2 separate regions of the Homo sapiens genome follow, and region 1 is linked to region 2. A link is a contact called in ENCODE Hi-C or POLR2A ChIA-PET data. All regions are on one chromosome and are shown on one strand. Each heading gives the region's core, a stretch centred on a gene start or an enhancer-like site at or near the end of the contact. The rest is flanking DNA. Distances are from core to core; before and after follow the strand shown.

Region 1 (5,085 bases), core at 1,841-4,340, 78 kb after region 2:
TAATCCATGTAATCCATCATGATTACAATGTTTATTAATCTAAGTGCATTTCAATTTCTAGATTAACACTTTTGTTGCCTAAAAGGAAGAAGCTGAGGCAAAATTAATACAGAGGGTTTATTTGGGCCAAGCTTGAGGACTGTAGCCTGAAACACACTTTCAGGTTGCCTTGGGGAGTGCCCCGGAGAGTAAAATAGGGGCTCAAGTTTTTAAAGAAAAAAAGACGAATCAGGAGAGTGGCAATTACAAAAAATTGTTCAGCAGGAATTCTCATTGGTTTATAGAAATAACATTGGTTAGTGCCTGGCTATACGATATTGAACTATGATGTATGGCATTTTATGTCTACTTGGCATCAGTCTAGGGACCACATAGCAGATGGCTTCAAGGTAACCATTTAGCTCAAGGGGGAGGGAGAGGAGACTGCTGTTATATTACAGAGGCCTTTCTGCACCTGATCATTTAAAGGGACTCTTCTTCCTCATAGAAAGTTTTTTTCTTTCTCACTCTGGGTCAAAAGATGAGACAATCAGAAATAAAGTTAGGCAAGGCCGGGCGCGGTGGCTCACGCCTGTAATCCCAGCACTTTGGGAGGCCGAGGCGGGCGGCTCACGAGGTCAGGAGATCGAGACCATCCTGGCTAACACGGTGAAACCCCGTCTCTCCTAAAAATACAAAAAATTAGCCGGGCGTGGTGGCGGGCGCCTGTAGTCCCAGCTACTCGGGAAGCTGAGGCAGGAGAATTGTGTGAACCCGGGAGGCGGAGCTTGCAGTGAGCCGAGATGGCGCCACTGCACTCCAGCCTGGGCGACAGAGTGAGACTCCGTCTCAAAAAAAAACAAAAGAAATAAAGTTAGGCAAAATATATGAAAGCAGTAGCCCTAAGTTTCCTACATGTATGGTCAGTTATGAAGTTTCAGGAAAGAAATATGCAAGTCATTTTGTGGGTTTTTTTTTTTTTCTGGCTAGACTTTAGGAGTAATTAACTTGCAAAGATATCAAAATGTCCATCCCCTTTCTTCTCTGACAGATGCCAGAGACGCGGAACAATTGAGCAAGAACAAGGTGACACATATTCTGTCTGTCCACGATAGTGCCAGGCCTATGTTGGAGGTAAGAGAGCACCGTGGGGCGTGTGTGGGTGTCCTCATTTGTATTCCGTGGGAGTACCTACGACGTTAATGAAGGCAACCAGGTTCTCTCCAATGCGAACGTACTCCTGTGATCTCTGGCGGCATTCCCATTGTGTTCAGGCCGTGTTGATGTTAACACGCTGTCTGTAGCGTGGCGCGAGGGTGTGTGCTTTTTCTGATCACACTCCTGCTGCATTGCCACTTTGGCTTTCGTGGCTAAATGCCTAGGAATAAGCTGAGGCTGCATTTCCCTCTGGACCTTAAGGACATTTAAACCCCATTTTCATTCCTTTCAGAATTATCTCTGGTTTTAAAATCCAAAAAACTTCAGCCTGCTCATTTCCTGATTTTGTCCCATTTAAACTCAAATAGCTACCACTGGCATTCAGGGGTCACAGAAAACAGAAGGTGAATCGTCCTGGAGGGTTCCCAGGGCCGCTCTAATGTGGAGACTCTCGGTGTAGAAGCTGTTGTGTTTTAGGTTTTCGGGGTAAACAGGGTGTGTCTGCTTGTGCACTGATTCCAAAAACATCTTTAAATTTACCCTAATGGACGGTTTGAGCTGTTGGCTAGAGGTAAAATCTATTTATGTTTATTAGCCTTGACAGAGCCCGAGTTACCTCCTTTTAGAAAATAATGCTGTGTGGTTGTGATGTGTATGTGTTTTTCTATTTTAGGGTGGGGTGTTGGAAAGGGAGGGGTGGCTTGTTCTGAAAGAAAGAATCCTGGTTCAGGCTGTTTTCATTTAAATTTATATTAGGCAAGAGTAGGTAATGTTTTTTATTTCAAATGTATCTATTTTCTTTAGCCATTAGGGCTGCCAGATTTTAGTTAGTATAAAGTAAGCTAAAATTGATGAGAATGTAGAATAATAAATGATTCTACTAAACATTGTAGTACCAGAGAATCATAGGTGGTGAACAAACCTCAATTAATTTCTCCAGATCTCCGAGCTCCTACTTCCTTGTATTGTTTAGCTCATAATTTTTTTTTTTTTTTTGCTAAGGTGCTGTAATTTGTGTTCCAGCATGATTTTATTGGAAATAACAACAACAACAAAACATTTTTTTGGAGCCTAACAGTTCCTTTGAAAATAACCACTCCATTTTTTAATCTGTCAACAATAGTTTGTATTTAAAATACAGCCAAGCTATGGCCAAGATGCTAAGTTAAACTGCAAACTGGTCATGATTGACTTCCTCTTAAATCACAAGATGAGGCTTGAGGTTTCCTTTATTTTAATAAATTGCAGAGATGCCCTCTCCACCCTCAGCCCCAGGCCTGCCTCCCTGCTTCATACTCCATTAAATGGAACACACTGTCATGTGTGCACATGACCCTTAAATCTGCTCACATTGTAACTTCTGTGTAGATAGGAGATCTGCCAGGGTTAGAAATCAAAGAGCTCCAGCCCTTATCACTTGGGAAACCACAGGCTAGCGAGTAAAGCAGGTGGGTTTGTAACCCAGGTATAAAGAGCCCGCTGATTGTGTAAAACCTCAGAGCTGTGGGCAAACTGTGTTCCCGACACAACACACTACACATTCTTTTTATTCCCTGTGTAGCTCAGTCTGTAAGGACAAATTCTGCCTTTAAAAAAAGAGAGAGAGAAGTGCTACCCCTTTTCTTCACTGGGACAGCTTTTACTTGGAGACACCCTATTGTAGTCTCCGGGTGCTATTATTATCTTAGCTTCATAATAAGTACTTCCATGTGATTTTATATTTATTGTTATGCCACTGTTTTGTAGCATAATGTATTAGTATTGCCCCTCTTAGCATTTTATCAATCTTTAATTTCACAAGTAATTCATGATATATTCTTATTTTAAAAATTAAAACAATAGCCTCTGATTGCACAGTGGGGAAAAGTGAGGGGCCAAAAGTTATTTGAATTGGTGGTGCCCACATTAAGTTATAGTCTCAGAAGTTCCAAATCTTTGTTTAGCTGTCTGCCTGGGGCACAAAGGCAGTCTTCTGTCTTGAGTTTCAAATCCAGATCCATAAGCTGTGTCCTCACGCAGCCTGAGATGAGTCAGGGAAATGATGTGTTTGGAGTCGGTGGGGAATTAGCGGACGGGTTTGGTGCTTCAGCAGCTCCTTGTTTTGCCAGCCCTGATCCCGGGAGAGAAATGGGGCAGGGAATGAAGGTGAGCGGGGAGACTGTGCGAGGTCAAGCAAATGCAGTGAGCTGACCCCTGGCTGGTGAGAGCCCCTAAGTGAGGGTGATAAATGGTGGGAGAGGAGAGAGCTGGGCCTCATTTATTTCCCGAGATCTTCAAAACCATACGTATTTATTGAATGGCCGCTGGCTTCTCTGGGCAGCCCCAGGCTGGGGCTTGGTAGGAAGTGGGAAGGTAGCTACTGTCTAAAATGGAAGGGTTTTGGTCCTGCTACATCCATGCAGGTGTCCTGCGAGCCCTGCTGCTGTGAAGCGACGTATTGGGCACTACACTGTGGATACTTCTTTGGGTCATTTCCAACAAACATCTCAATGAGTTTAAAGCTCTGGGTTACTTAGCATCAGTTACAAAGGGCTTTTGGAAACTCTAGTTCTGCCTTTATTGTGATGGAGACTAAGTGAGAGAGGGTATTCATATTGTTGGATGTGGCCATGCAAGTTTAGAAAACTTAGCACACTTTATTCCCCTCTGGAAGGTTCACAGTTGTGTTGTCGGAATAAAGGCTTGAGAGCCCTATTGTGCAGACATGTATCAGCCTTTGTGAGCCGGGAGACATTGTATGTGCTTGCTTATGTGATGTGCCTCCTACTGAGACCCCCATGGAACATGTCCTGTGAAATCCAGGGGATGTAAGTAAGGAGGCTCCCATTTTTACTTAGGAAGGAACTAAGGAACTTGTGACTTGGTTGCTTTTGGTTGGATTAGATTGGACCCCATTATTTGGGTAATTTGTTGGGGGTTGGGGTTTCCCAAAATAGCATTCATAGCATCTTGTACTCTTCCTAGCAGCCTGGCTGGAAAAAGAAAATAGAAGGTACTGTTATCAGGCCTTCAGAGTGGCTGTGCCTTGCCTCTGGTCAGGGAGTGGCTGGGTGGTCTCTGATGCGTCTTGGGTGGATGAGAGAAGATGTGTTTATCCACTGGACCATGATGGGTGAGGTGGTCAGCCAAGGGAAAAAGGCCTATGTCTCCAATTACTACCTCTTCAGAAGAGTAGCTAAGGGGTAGACCTTCCAGAATGAAGATCTTAGAAACGTAATAGAAACCTGGGGACCTTCAAGCTCTCTAGTAAGCCCTAAATTCACATCTGAGATTCTGAGGAGCTCTGACCCGTTTCTATGCCCCACTGCTCTCTGTCGGAGACAGAAATCCCAGCTAAACAGGGTCTAGAGATCAGCAAGCCTAACTCTATCATTGGGTGGACAAAAACCTGGACGTTGGGAGACAGGAAAGGACTTGCCTGGGATTCCCATGGCTGTCTGGGTAGCTTGATGGGAAGCCGGGACTCCTCTCCCAGACTGGGGATTTTCCCAGCATGCCCCACTGCCTCTGTTCTCTCCTAGCACGACTGATGTTTCTGATATCCTTAGTGGTATCGGTAGATCTTACCAGATCACCTTTGAAAAAGGTTGTGCTATTTGTGCTTGTACTAGCAATGTATGAAAGTGCCTTTCCCTGCCATGCCATCACCAGCACAGAGCTTTGCTCTTCTTTCCTTTTAATTAGCAAGATTTTTGCTGTTATTTGCTGCAAATACCCTCTTCACACATCCCGTCCCTTTCCAGAAAGTTCTTCCCTTTGAAGACAAAGGGTTACTGATTTATTCATTTCTTGAGCTCCTCCTATGTTCCAGGTCTTGGGACAGGTACTGTGGGTAACAGAAGTGAGTTCATCCCAAGATCTTCCCTGGCAGAGCCTTTGGTGTATGCACAAGATACGCGTTGTAGCTGCTTTATAAATATTGGTGACAGTGAGAGAAGAGCTGTGGCT
Region 2 (4,733 bases), core at 82-2,581:
TTCTCCTGAGGTCTCACTATCAGCTTTGGAGAAGATGCCTTTGTTCTTTCTGACTTTTGGCCCAGGAATCTTTATTAACTACTGTGATCAGGAGAAAGAGCCTGTGACAAATTGGAGGGTTGCCTATGGGGCCTCTAGGTTGCAGGGACAGAGAGATGTGTAGAGACTGAGGGAAGCAAAGGTGCATGGGGGTGAAGGTGGTACCTCTCCCTCTGCTGGTAAACAAGAACAGCCCCTCCACAACAGCCTCCCTTCCAGATGCCTGGGGTTTGCTGCTTGGAACCAAGCACCGTAGTCATCTCCTCTCCCCTGCCCTTCCTGTTCCTCTGAAGCTGAAGTCACTTCCCTGGATGATGCCTGGATAGAAGCAGGTGAGAGGGGAAAGTGCCTTGGGTGGAGGGAAACTTGTGAGATGAAAGAGGCCTCCTGAGGGGCTGTCAATCATCTAGGGCAATCTTTTTCTTTTTCTCTCTCTCTCTTTTTATTTTAATTAAGATGGAGTCTCGCTCTGTCACCTAGGCTGGAGTGCAGTGGTGAGATCTCAGCTCACTGCAACCTCTGCCACCCGGGTTCAAGTAATTCTCCTGCCTTAGCCTCCCAAGTAGCTGGAATTACAGGCACATACCACCACACCCAGCTAATTTTTGTATTTTTAGTGGAGATGGGGTTTCACCATGTTGGCCAGGCTGGTCTCAAACTCCCAACCTCAGGTGATCCGCCCACCTTGGCCTCCCGAAGTGCTGGGATTACAGGCAAGAGCCACCGAGCCCAGCCTTGAGGGTGATCTTTATCCTTTCCCAAGTTCAGTGAGTTGTACTCAAATCCCTCCTCAGAAATCCTCTTCATAAGAAGTCTCTATTTCATCCCATGCCCCCAGTCCTTTCCTCAGTGAGCCCAGATAGGCCTAGAACTGTGAGTCAGGATTTCTTCCAAAAGGATGAAAGTTTTGATGAGTGAAGTAAATATTTTCCCAATCAAAATGAAAAGTAAGAAAAGAAGAAGAGAAAGGAGAGGAAGAAAGAAAGAGAGAGAGAGAGAGAAAGAAAAAGAAAGAAAGAAAGAAAGAAAGAAAGGAAGGAAGGAAGGAAGGAAGGAAGAAGGAGAGAAAGAGAAGAAAGAAGAGAGAGAGGGAGAGGAGGGAAGGGGAGGGGGAGGTAAAGGGACAAACTAAAAGGAAAACAGAGGGGAGGGAGAGAAAGGAAAAAGTTTGGAAACTTCCTAGGATGAGCTGACTTCCCTCTAGCTGTCCTGCTCCCTCTCCCTCTTCCTCTCCCTCTCCCTCTGCCTCTTCCCTCCCCCCATCTGTCTCTCACTCTTGCTTTTGTTCTTGTGCTTGCTCTCTCCCCGTCTCTCTTTCACTTTCTCTTTTGTTCTTGCTCTCTCTGTCTCTCTCTCTCCACCTCATTTTCCACTTTTTCACATACCATGAAGCAGAAAAGAAACTTATCTTGAAAAGATTCATCCAGGACGAGGTGTCACCCACACACTGATGACTGTTGGGGGCAGGGTGGTTAATTCTTTCACAGAGAGAAACTTCTCTCTGGGGAGAGCAGAGAGAGAAGAGGTGGAATTTTTTACTCACAGAGACTGACAAGATAAAATTAGAGAATTTGGGTCTAGAAGGCCAAGCAGTAAAAATAAATATGGAAAGAACATCCTCATGGAATGTTCCACAACCTGCGTCCTTCCCAACCCTACTGCCTTCTCTCCATGGCCCTGGAAGCTCATGTCTAGGGGGAGTTTTATCTGGGGCAGTAATGGAGAGAAGGAGGTTCTAAAAAGAACGGTTACCATCACGTAGGAGTTTTGTATTTCGGACCTCAAATCTGTGTGGACAATAACTGGAACCCTTTTGATATTCAATAACTGAAATTTATTTCTCCTTTAGTGCCCATTTCACCTGTTGGCAGAAGCTTGTTTTTAGCCACATCAGGCTCTCTAGCCCTCCCCACCCAGGACTTTGCTGACTCAAAGGCCGGATTGCTCTGTCCACAGTCTCCAGCACCCCCCGCTCCCTCTCTTGCTGGAGCCATGCTGGGTACCCAGAAACCTCATGCCCAGTCTTGGCCCATCTTCCCAAATTACTATTTCCATTTTTTCTTTCCTGGTAATTTCTTTACCCTGTAGCCATCCCCCCATTACTACTGTACCTCGAGTCCCCTGGGGCTTCAGAGAAAGTCTGCTAACAACAGAAAAGGCAGAAGCCCTGAGCCCGCATCACTCTGATCCTAAAGGAGGAGGAGAGCTCCTTAGTGGCTGCAGCCTGTTTAACTTTTGTCTGCTTTCACATGACTTCAGGACTCTGAAAGATCAAGCAAAAACCAGGATCTTGGCACAGAACAAAAGTGAAATGGCATTTTTGCCCAAATATTAATAAACGCAAATGCACACCCCTGTTGTCCCTGTTGGACATGCTGGGGGACCGTGGATTTTCTCAGTCACTAATGGGAGAAATGTAAATGATAATCAGATCTTGTGGTGGGTAACTTGGTGATTGGTGTCACAAATCTTAAAACTTTTGAGCACTTATCACTTCTGCTTGGAAGAATTATAATCCTGTGCAAAAAATTGCATATGCACCTAAAATATATGTAGAGAATATTTATTTAAGTATTGCTTAAATATTAGTTAATAATTCAACACAATCTGAAAGTCCCCAAATAGGGGATTGGCTGAATGTATTAGGGTACTTCCATAAAATGGAGGAAACATGCAGCCATGAAAGTTTGCTGTACATGATATTTCACCATATTAAAAAATCAATGATATATTGCTAAGTGCAAAATGCAATTTTTTTTTTTGAGACGGAGTCTCGCTTTGTTACCCAGGCTGGAGTGTAGTGGCACGATCTTGGCTCACTGCAAGCTCCGCCTCCCGGGTTCAAGCGATTCTCCTGCTTCAGCCTCCCGAGTAGCTGGGATTACAGGCACCTGCCACCACGTCCAGCTAATTTTTGTATTTTTAGTAGAGACGGGGTTTCACCATGTTGGTCAGGCTGGTCCCCAACTCTTGACCTCAAGTGATCCATCCTCCTCGGCCTCCCAAAGTGCTGGGATTACAGGGGTGAGCCACTGCGCCCGGCCTATTCTTTTCTTTTCATCAAATTTTTTTCTCCCACAGAAAGCCCAATAGAAAACAGCACAGTGTTAAGCCTTCTTGGCTATACAAGCTCGAAGAATACTTCACAGAAATGAAAAACCATTTGTGTTCCACACCTACCCAGGCTGGTAATGAGACAGGTGTTTTGTTTGTAGCTGAAAGTTAAAGATTATACCTCTTGCTGAATTCGAAATGAGTTCACCAAAAAACAAAGCAAAACCTTCCAAAACAAACAAAAGATCCACCACGCCCCATGTGTTGTTTCAGTAAATCCACTTTCTTGCTGACTGTCTCGCTCCTCCTCATTGTTCTTCCTATAAAATGGATCACTTGGCCCACAAGCACATGAGCCAAACAGATCTTAATGATCACTGGCGACATTGAAATCCAAGAACACAGGAGCTGTTGAAGCCTGAGACCAAATCTGGGAAGGGAGAATTGAAAAGGACAAGAAAATCGTCCCACAAAGGATTTGAACACACACGGAAGTGGCATGTTAAAACGATATGTGCACCATGAAGAATCTTGAAGAGAAAATTGTAGTTGGGAAGTTTCTTAGTAAGGGGAGAGGGAGTTCTTACTATATACATTATATTAACATATTAACGTTAATCAATATTAATTTCTGGAAGAATATACTTCACTAAAATGAAAAAAGGTTTGATGTTGAAGAAATTGAGACACAAAAGAGAATCCATTTATTTAACTTGGGGAGTTAGTTTCACTTTGGTTTATTTATGATATTTCAATATGCTGACTTTAATTTTTTTGGATACGCTATATTAGTACATATTTGTGGGGTACATGCACAGAATGTGTGATGATCTAGTCAAGATATTGATCATTTCCACGTGTTGGGTACACATCAAGTCCTCTCTTGTAGCTATTCTGAAATACATAATACATTGTGTTAACTATAGCCACACTGCTCTGTTATCAAACATTAGAACTTATTAAATGGAAAGATACCCAGCACTTGGGGAAGCCGAGGCAGGCGGATCATTTGAGATTGGGAGTTCAAGACCAGCCTGGCCAACATGGTGAAACCCCATCTCTACTAAAAATACAAAAAAATTAGCCTGGCGTAGTGGTGTGCACCTATAGTCCCGGCTACTTGGGAGGCTGAGGCAGGAGAATTGCTTGAACCCAGGAGGCGGAGGTTGCAGTGAGCTGAGATCGTGTCACTGGGAGACAGAGTTAGACTCTGTCTCAAAAAAAAAGAAAAGAAAAGACACAAAGGCACACTCTTATTTTATGAATAAATGTCTCCTCAGTCAGAGGCAGATGCTTGTCCATACGCTGCAGTTACCACTGTGAGTGGCAGTGAAGACGCACCAGAGGCACAGCCCTGTTAGTCATTCTAGGGCTGGTTTTTGTCCATCCCTAAGACTGCAGTTCATTAGATGAAGTTGAAATAGCTCCTTACTGTGGAACTACGAAGAGAAGTAACCGCCTCACTCGGCTTGCTGGTCTAGTGCTGGAGAACGAGGTTATAGGTGTATCTTTGACCACTGTGGGACGTGGGCCCTCATCTTCCAGAGGGACAAAAATTACAAGATCTCAGAGTTGCCTCGGGATTGTTGAAAGATCAAAATCAGACAATGGGCCAGTGCAGGGTATTGTTATCACTGGGT

What was found. A loop is a pair of places that touch in the nucleus more often than their neighbours do. ChIA-PET counts read pairs that join two places held with the same protein, here RNA polymerase II (POLR2A). Pooled maps may share reads with other maps.
Region 1: a loop to region 2 is called in a pooled map, with 2.1 times the contacts of the local background. The contact joins two enhancer-like sites. A Hi-C loop is called at or near these places in 3 of 168 maps with a recorded cell type or tissue (GM11168, GM12878 and endothelial cell of hepatic sinusoid), 37 of 37 single-sample maps with no recorded cell type and 12 of 50 pooled maps. POLR2A ChIA-PET finds 5 or more read pairs at or near these places in 9 of 52 experiments (GM10248, GM12878, OCI-LY7 and 5 more).

What each region holds. Positions count from the first base shown.
Region 1 is chr6:310,850-315,934 of GRCh38, forward strand. It overlaps DUSP22 (dual specificity phosphatase 22), which reads left to right. Exons shown (of 7, transcript NM_001286555.3): 3 at 1,031-1,113. Among named protein-coding and RNA genes, the nearest start is that of DUSP22, 21 kb to the left of the region's middle. RefSeq lists silencers at 2,272-2,331, 2,582-2,651, 3,493-3,672. Within about 2 kb of position 3,091, at least 8 of the 41 ENCODE cell types and tissues checked have a DNase peak (open chromatin) inside an H3K27ac peak, as active enhancers do; they include OCI-LY7, where a contact is called at or near this core.
Region 2 is chr6:234,745-239,477 of GRCh38, forward strand. It overlaps LOC105374870 (a long non-coding RNA gene), which reads left to right. Exons shown (of 3, transcript XR_926357.3): 2 at 259-371; 3 at 1,889-2,390. Among named protein-coding and RNA genes, the nearest start is that of LINC03066, 32 kb to the left of the region's middle. RefSeq lists an enhancer at 1,290-1,379. Within about 2 kb of position 1,332, at least 10 of the 41 ENCODE cell types and tissues checked have a DNase peak (open chromatin) inside an H3K27ac peak, as active enhancers do; they include OCI-LY7, where a contact is called at or near this core.